3 separate regions of the Homo sapiens genome follow, and regions 1 and 3 are each linked to region 2. A link is a contact called in ENCODE Hi-C or POLR2A ChIA-PET data. All regions are on one chromosome and are shown on one strand. The core of a region is the stretch at or near the end of the contact, and the rest is flanking DNA. Distances in the headings are between cores, read along the strand shown.

Evidence for each region. Hi-C counts contacts between places; a loop is a spot of excess contacts on that map. ChIA-PET counts read pairs that join two places held with the same protein, here RNA polymerase II (POLR2A). Pooled maps may share reads with other maps.
Region 1: a loop to region 2 is called in a map of endothelial cell of umbilical vein, with 8 times the contacts of the local background. The contact joins the promoter of NTRAS here to the promoter of RCOR3 in region 2. A Hi-C loop is called at or near these places in 3 of 168 maps with a recorded cell type or tissue (HCT116, ascending aorta and endothelial cell of umbilical vein) and 11 of 50 pooled maps. POLR2A ChIA-PET finds 5 or more read pairs at or near these places in 4 of 52 experiments (H1, MCF 10A, Panc1 and 1 more).
Region 3: a map with no recorded cell type shows a loop between it and region 2 (10-fold over the local background). The contact joins the enhancer-like site here to the promoter of RCOR3 in region 2. A Hi-C loop is called at or near these places in 1 of 37 single-sample maps with no recorded cell type and 3 of 50 pooled maps. POLR2A ChIA-PET finds 5 or more read pairs at or near these places in 3 of 52 experiments (H1, MCF 10A and activated T-cell).

The regions. Positions count from the first base shown.
Region 1 is chr1:211,638,550-211,641,249 of GRCh38, reverse strand. It overlaps NTRAS (non-coding transcript regulating alternative splicing), which reads right to left and starts at 1,442. Exons shown (of 3, transcript NR_131925.1): 1 at 1,361-1,442; 2 at 890-1,031.
Region 2 is chr1:211,257,936-211,260,635 of GRCh38, reverse strand. It overlaps RCOR3 (REST corepressor 3), which reads right to left and starts at 1,270. Exons shown (of 12, transcript NM_001136223.3): 1 at 910-1,270; 2 at 472-528. The coding sequence starts at 1,075. LOC105372902 (a long non-coding RNA gene) reads left to right here and starts at 1,444. Exons shown (of 2, transcript XR_922552.3): 1 at 1,444-1,900; 2 at 2,061-2,700. RefSeq lists silencers at 692-991, 1,062-1,851 and enhancers at 554-1,053, 1,556-2,057, 2,332-2,451.
Region 3 is chr1:211,605,255-211,607,954 of GRCh38, reverse strand. It overlaps LOC105372903 (a long non-coding RNA gene), which reads left to right. Exons shown (of 2, transcript XR_001738450.2): 2 at 722-2,700. Among named protein-coding and RNA genes, the nearest start is that of SLC30A1, 27 kb to the right of the region's middle. Within about 2 kb of position 1,359, at least 10 of the 41 ENCODE cell types and tissues checked have a DNase peak (open chromatin) inside an H3K27ac peak, as active enhancers do.

The DNA.
Region 1 (2,700 bases), core at 193-2,692, 380 kb before region 2:
GTTGGTCAAAGGGTACAAAGTTTCAGTTATGCAATATGAATAAGTTGTGGAGATCTAATGTATAGCGTGGGACTATAGTTAACAATTCTGTATTATATACTGGAAATTTACTAAGAGGATAGTTTTTTTTTTTGAGATGGAGTCTCACTCTGTCATCAGGCTGGAGTGCAGTGGTGCGATCTCAGCTCACTGCAACCTCCGCCTCCCCGGTTCAAGCGATTCTCCTGGCTCAGCCTTCCGAGTAGCTAGGACTACAGGCACGCGCCACCACGCCAAGCTAATTTTTGTATTTTTAGTAGAGATGGGGTTTCACCATGTTGGCCAGGATGGTCTCAATCTCTTGACCTCGTGATTCGCCTGCCTCAGCCTCCCAAAGTGCTGGGATTATAGACGTGAGCCACCACATCCGGCTGAGGATAGATCTTAAGTGTTCTCATCTCTCACACACACAAAGAAGAAAATAGTGACTGTATGAGGTGATGGATATGTGAATTAGCTTGATGGTAGTGATCATGTCATAATGTGTACATATATCAAAACATCAAGTTGTACACCTTAAATATACACAATTTTTATTTGTCAATTATATCCCAATAAAGCTGTTTTTGTCTTTTGTTTTTAAAAAAAGAGTTCAAAGTTCTAATACCTAAATTACTTTTCCAGGCCTGGTTAATTCCCATTCTCTTGCCAGTAACTTTTAGTAGAAAGAAGGACAGTCTCCCCTCTCCCTTCCCAATCCTCCCCTCCACCCTAGCCCTTGTCCCAATACAGAGGCTTTGATGAGTTCTGCTCTGAAGTGCCCAGTGGTCAATAAGCACCAAGAATCCTGACCCAGCCAGGCATTATCTCCCGGCAGGCTTGCTTTTCACCAAGGCCTCCTGGTACTCACATGTTGAAGTTATTTTATCTTGCCTTCAAAGCTTGTAGTGATCAGAGGTATTAAACTCTGGAGCCAACAGCTAATATTTGTTGAGCAAAATCTCATGCAATCTTTGTAGCAGCCCTGTGAGAGAGGTTCCCCCGCTATCAGCCTGATTTACAGAACAGAAAAGTCACTTGCCTGAGATTACACAGCAAGCCGAGAGGCTGAGATTCAGATTCATACATCTGACTCCCGAGTGCTTGGGTTTAACCCTCGAGCTCCTGTCTCTTGGCAGACCCCGTGGATCAGTCCGCTAAAGTTGACCCGAGGAATTTCCCTCCTTCACCTCTGAGCTTATATCCAATCCTCGATCTTCAAGTTTTCATCACTCCTGGGATATTTCCCTTTAGAGGCAGCTGATTCACAGACCCATGGAGTCAGAAGTTTACATTTTACTGACAGATCAATTAGTTCCCAAGGGAGGATGTAGAGTCCTACCTTGCAAGAAACCCCAAGGACCAGCAGGTCTCTCTGCTCCAGTGTCCCTGGGCCCCTTGTCAGCCATGGCCAGGGTTGGGACAGGCAGAAACCAGCCTGAGAAAAGCACGGAAAACAATGTCCAGTGCCATGATCAGGGGTGGGTCCGGTGGGCTGCTTCCTGGCATGCTGATCTATGCTGGGGCTCAAACATCACTGGAGCGAGTGTGGAACCAGATGACGCAGTTCCTATGCACGTCTCCTCTCAACTGTGATGTGAAACTTGGTCTAGCTTCTGCCAAAGAAAACACAGCCATTGAGTAGGAATAAAATTTGTTCCTGGTCCACTCATTTCTATTGAAAATGTTCTCACAGGCTGCCTGGTACAACTTTTCCTGAAGTGGGCTGTGCCATGACAGGAGCTGTTTCCAGGGAATAAGTGGTTTATTAACTGAATTTAAAACACTTTGAGAGGCTGGGTGTGGTGGCTCACGCCTGTAATCCCAGCACTTTGGGAGGCCGAGGTGGATGGATCACGAGGTCAGGAGTTCGAGACCAGTCTGACCAATATGGTGAAGCCCCATCTCTACTAAAAATACAAAATTTAGCCAGGCATGGTGGTGCATGCCTGTAATTCCAGCTACTCAGGAGGTTGAGGCAGGAGAATCTCTTGAACCCGGGAGGCAGAGGTTGCTGTGAGCCGAGATCGCACCACTGCACTCCAGCCTGAGTGACAGAGTGAGACTATGTCTCGAAAACAAAACAAAACAAAAACAAACACTTTGATGGGTTGAGTTCCGTGGCTAATGCCTGTAATCCCCACACTTTGGGACACCAAGGCGGGAGGATTGCTTGAGGCCAGTTTGAGACCAGCCTGGGCAACATAGGGACACCCAGTGTGGTGTTATGAAATAGATTGGTTTTCGTCCAAGAGGGTTCCTGGCTCATAACTCCCATAGCCCTTGTTTCAGTCTTTTGTTAGAATGTTGGGTGCATTAGGCCTCAGGGGCAGCCTCTGACCTTCTCCCTAGCTCTTTTCACTCTAACATTCCCTCGCCTTTCTGATTGTGGATTTTAAGACTCTCCCATGCAAGGGTCCCACCCTATGCCCTGGGGGAAAGAATGCTGATGTCAAGAAGCTTCCATAAAAGCTCAAGAGGACAGGGTTCAGGGAGCTTTTATCCGGATAGCTGAACACAGGGAGGTTCCTGGAGTGTAGCGCCCAGGGAGGGCATGGCAGCTCCACACTCCTTCCCTGATACCCCGCCTTACATGCCTCTTCGTTTGTATCCTCTGCGATATCCTTTGTAATAAACCAGTAAATGTAATAAGTGTTTCCCTGAGTTCTGTGAGCCGCTCCA
Region 2 (2,700 bases), core at 21-2,520:
GGCTCGCCCTTGGCTTCCCCGGCCGGTGACAGCCGCCCTGGCCTCTGCCACCCGCCCGACAGAGCGCGGCCCTCGGCGCCGGGGCGAGCGAGGTGGCAATTGACATTTGCACGGTTCGTCCATACAGTCCGCACGCCTGCTCCTCCAGCCCGCGGCCTCGGACCCTGGACTCCGCCAAGGGCCGTCTCCCTCTGCTCACCCCGACCCTGCCCCAGGCTCAAGGGCTAGGAAGGCGATGCCCCCAGCGGGCAAGTGGCCTCCGAAGGGAACCATGTTAACCTTGCAGTGCACACATCTGCCCACACGCCCAGTGTCACAGCCCGGCCAAGCCTGACAGCCTCCCCGCCACGGATGCCTGCCCAGCCCAACCCCGCATCCCCTCCCGGCCCCATGCCCGGACTCCTAGCCCGTCCACCCCAAACCAAGCCCAGGAAAGGGGATATGAGATTTTGCTTAAGCAAATATATCTACCTGGATCAAATTCAGGGATCCGAGCTTGGTATTCGGCTCCGACTCTCATCCCAACATCTGCAAAGCAATGCCAAAAAATATATATAAAAAATAAAAAAGAAGAAAAGAAAGAAAAAGGAAGAGACACTTAAAAAATAAAAATCGCTAGATGGAGGAAAGAAGCGGCGGGTGGATGGGAAGATATCAACTCGGGGCACTCCGGGAGATGGCAGCGGATTGGGGGCGGGGAGCGGGGGGGGGCAAAGGCGGAGGATTGGTCGAGGGCGGAGGGACGGGGGGTCGCGGGGGTGCTGCTGCACTGCACCGGGAGTTCGAGGCTACCGCAGCGCCCAGGCTCTGAGGGGAGGGAGGGCGGGAGAGCGGCGAGGGGAGGGGGCTGGGGGAGGGGAAGAGGGAGGGGGGCAGGCGGGCTGGCGGGGAGGAGTTCGAGGCTACCACCGTGCTCGTCGTCGCTGCTGCAGCCGCTCTCGGGCTCTGAGTAGTGCAGCCCGCCGTTGGTGGACGAGGCGCCGCTGCCGCCGCCGCCTGCCGGGCTCTTGGCGCTGCCGTTGGCCGATCGGTTCTTCCCCAGTAACTCGGGCCCTTTCTCCATCATGCCGGGCATGGTAGAACAGGGGAGGGGGAAAGGTGAGGGGAAGAGGCAGGCGTCAGGGTGAAGGCGGAGATGGCTTAGAGCGCGGGCGGGAGGGAAAGGAGGAGGAGGAGGAGACGGCGGCGGCGGCGGAGGAGGAGGAGGCTGTTAATATGGAGCCGCCATAACCGCCCCGCTCCGGCAGTAGCGCAGTCGCCTCACAACAACCCGCCCCGGCCCCGCCTCTCTCCCCTCCTCCCTCCGCCGCCGCCCGCCCCGCGCAGTCCCGGGCGCCCCTCGGCCGCACCGCGCTCTACGCCGCCGCCGGTATCACTCCGCTCCGCAGGGAGGTTCCGGCCGCCTGGGGGGAGGGGAAGGGGGGAGGGGCGGGGAAACCCCGCTCGCAGGCAGCCGGGCCACCCCAACCAAGCGCTAATAAAATCGCCACCGAGGCGTGGCCGCCGCTCGGGCTTTCTTCCTAGGGGGCGCTCCGGAGCGCGGGCGGGAGATGCACACGAGGGAGCGGGACTCTTTGCCCTCTCTGGGCGGAAGGAACGCGGTCACCCTGAGAAAGGACCGGCGCGACCCGACTGGGCGACCGGGGGGAGCGGCCCCCCCCCTCTGCGGACCGGGCTGCAGGCACGGGCCTGAGCGCGGCGTTCCTCAGATGTCTGGACCCGCAGGCCGCTCAGTTTCCCGGTGTCCGCTGGCAGCCTCGAGCTAGGGGCGCGCTCTGGCCCGCGGTGCAGTCGCGCAGTATAGCAGGGCGGCCTTGGGGCTCTGAGGCCCAACCGGCGAAAGAAGTAGACTCGGCCCTAACCATCTCGACGCTACAATTTTTGTTTCTGGATCTCTGAAGTAGGGCCCAGTTCCCGAGAGAGAGTCTGGGGATGACGGGATGAGTTTCCGGGGCTGAGCGATGCAACTGTTTTTTGCTGAAGCCCCTCTCCCCGATCCTAACCCTACTGTCTTATTCTTACCATCTTTCTTTCCTTTTTTTTCTTCTCTGTTTTAATAGCTGGGGAGTGAGTGCTGTGGAGTGAGGGGGAAATAAGATAAACATGAGACCTGGCCCAGTAGACGCGTTTTCAGTTCTTGCTGACCTGCGGTCTCCGCTTGGAGCGCTGGGGGAGAGGGCGGAGTCCCCCGGCAGAGGTGAAGCGAGAGCTGCTTTCTGGCAGCGTTTCCAGCCTGGAAGGAGTTGTGCTCTGTAATGCTTTTCTGAATTGCATTCGGCGAAAGGAGTAGGAAACTGCGTTTATTCCTTCACCAGATTTGAGGGCATCTGCTGCGTGCCAGGCTGCCTGGCATTGGGGGCTGTTTATGATTTTCTTTTCCTCTTTTTCTGATTTCTTCCCCCCCACTGACGAATAAGTAGAAATAAGTGAGGATTTAACTGTGAGCCTCTAGTATGCAGATGTATGCTGAGCGGTATTGGGGTTCAGCAGATACTCTCCAAACACTTGAAAATACTGTCTTGTAATAATTCTATTATGGGTCAATCCAGAGTGGATCAAACCAGAAATGAACGTCTCTGGCCAGAGCAAACCTTACTGAGAGAAATAATATATCTAACTCAGGAATTGAGCCAAGAAAACCCTGGGAAGTAAATATTTCTGAAGTGAAAAGTCTCCTGTGTGTGTACAAAACTATCTGGT
Region 3 (2,700 bases), core at 110-2,609, 350 kb before region 2:
GGAGGATCACCTGAGGTCAGGAGTTCAAGACCAGCCTAGCCAACATGGCGAAACCCCCTCTCTACTAAAAATACAAAAATTAGCTGAGCCTGGTGGCATGCGCCTGTAATCCCAGCTACTCGGGAGGCTAAGGCAGGAGAATCGAACCTGGGAGGCAGAGGTTGCAGTAAGCCAAGATGGTGCCATTGCATTCCAGCCTGGGCAGCAAAAGTGAAACTGTTTCTGTCTCAGAAAAAAAAAAAAAAAGCAAGCAAGAAAGAAAGAAGTACTAGGAGTTAGTGTCTTATTGGACATCAGGGAAGTGGGTGGACAGTGACAGAGGGAGTCTGACAGAGGGAGTCAAAAATGGCTCCAAGGTCTCTGACCTGGGTGAAATCATGGAACTTCTGCCTGTACCATTAATAACTCCTTTCTCTGAGAGCTGTCTCCTCACTCACAGGGAAGGTCCTCTGTCCTGTTCGTACTGGGTCCCCATTGTTTTTGCAGCCTGGCCCTCCCTCCCTTTCTGGGAATGGACCCTTCCCTCCTGGGAAGCATCCATTGCTCCCTCATCTCTCCACGGCTGTTGTGGAGGTCACTGTGTAAATGCACAGCCTTTGTCTAGGGACGCCGGACCCAAGATGGGTCAATCGGAACTCTTCCTCAGCTTGGGACTAAAGCAAAGAAAGATCTCTCTCTCTCTCTCTCTCTCTCTCTCTGTCTCTCTCAATCTCTCTCGGAGGCTGAAGATGTGATTGGGCCAGCTGGTGACCTGTTGCTGGCCTCATGCTTCCACATGAAGATGCCAGGCTGCAAAACGGAGAAGAAGGAAGCCCATGCAGAGATGGCTTCTGAGTGAGAGCTTAGGAGCAGCTGCCCGGGTGCCCGTAGGCGGTCAGATTTCTAGATGCACTTCCTGTTCTTGGGTTCCGCAAGACACCCTCTGGCTCTTTTGCATACATTTTAAGCAACTACTTCTGAAGTTGGGAAATCAGGAGTAGCCGCTGACTCTAAAGAGAAACTATATCAATTTGGAATGTATTTGCATTATCAGTGAGTTTACTGGAAGTATTAAAGCTGGACCATCACTTGGAGATGTTGTAAGGAAATGTGAACATTTGGCGAACAGACCTTTAAATAAAGAAGGAAGCCATGGGAGTGGCTGAGATCTCCCTGAGAGAAAGTGGAGAGATGTTCAGAGGTAACTTCGTTTAGAAACTTTTATTTAAAAATCACATTTAGAAACTAGAAGGTGTGGGGGGACCCAGTAAAGGAGACAGAAAGGGATTTACCAGAGAGTTGCGGGAGCTACGATTGTGGTGTCAAAGAACCAAAGGGAGGAGCAAATGCAAGATCTCAACCAATAAGGAAGTGTAAGCGACGAAGGGCAGGCCTTGGGGTGGGTCGACTCAGCAGCTCCACCATTTTACTGAGAGCCCAGGTGCTTTCTACCTCTCTGCTCTGCTGTGCTTGGCGTTGGCTTCACCTGAGGGTTGAAGGTTCTTTCCTTGGATGAGAGATAACTGTGAGTAACTGGCACAGTGGAAGGGAGAGAAAGGACACTTTCCCAGCCATGGAATCTGAGCTTCTGTCTTCAGTCTGATTGGGCTATTTTAGATCCTGTGCTCACCCTAGCCCAAAAAGATTCCCCGGAGAAATGCCATTTACTAATACCCTTCGCCTATCAGGAACCACCCCTGTGGACCCAGGAACAGGGTCTGTGTCCCTTGAAGCACGTGACAGCAGAGGACGGGAGGCTCCACCTGAACATGACCAGGGGTCTCCTGGGGAGGAAAAATGGAGATGGAAGCTGCAGAGGAAACGAACAGCTGCCCCCACACATGCCGTACAAGGCCTGCATGGGATGATGTACGTAGAGCTGCATTTAATGTATACTAAAAATCACTGGGCCGTGTTGCTAACTTCTGTTAGCAGAGAATGCAGAAAGGCTGTGGGAGCCTTTCATTGCCAGCTCTACGTGACCCTTCCCCTTATGATCAACACCAGACCAGGGATTTAACTACAAGGCCCTGCCTTACCCAGCTCTTTTTGTCCCCACTTTGCAAAGTTCCTAAAATGTACCAGATTTCTTTCTTCTTCATGGTCTTATATGCTGATCCCTCTGCGGAAAACAGTCTCTGTATTTGTTGCCTTTTCTTACGTAGGTTTCACTTCATGTCATTCCTTAAAGAGCACTTCCCTGTCCTCCTAAACTGAATTAGGTGCCCCCTCCCTGGCTTGTGTCCCTATTGGGATCTAGTTCCAGATTGTAATTATGTTTCTATTATGTTCATGTGTAGCTCTGTGGTATGGGGGCCACATTTGTTCTGCTCACTAGTGAATCCTCAGAGCCTGGCACATGGCAATGCTCAAGACATTTGATGAATGAATTAGCTATTTCATGCACTTCTTCGTCTAACTCTCATGCCTATTGTCTTTTTTAAGCATGTGAGACATCTTTGGAGGTTATTGAATGTAAAGATTTCTACAAAACAGTACCCATTCCAAAAGATTAATGATGTTTAATAAACCTAAATAATAAGGAATGCTTGGAAAGCTCATAAAGTAACAGCAATGGAACAGGGAGATTTTTTAAATCATATTTAAGTAATTTATTGCTTTGCATCAGTTACCCTTACACAGATAAAGCCAAGACTAGAGCAAATTGGTGAACTAGTTAGTTCAACACTGTCTTTGCCCCAGCCCCTATCTCACTAGCTA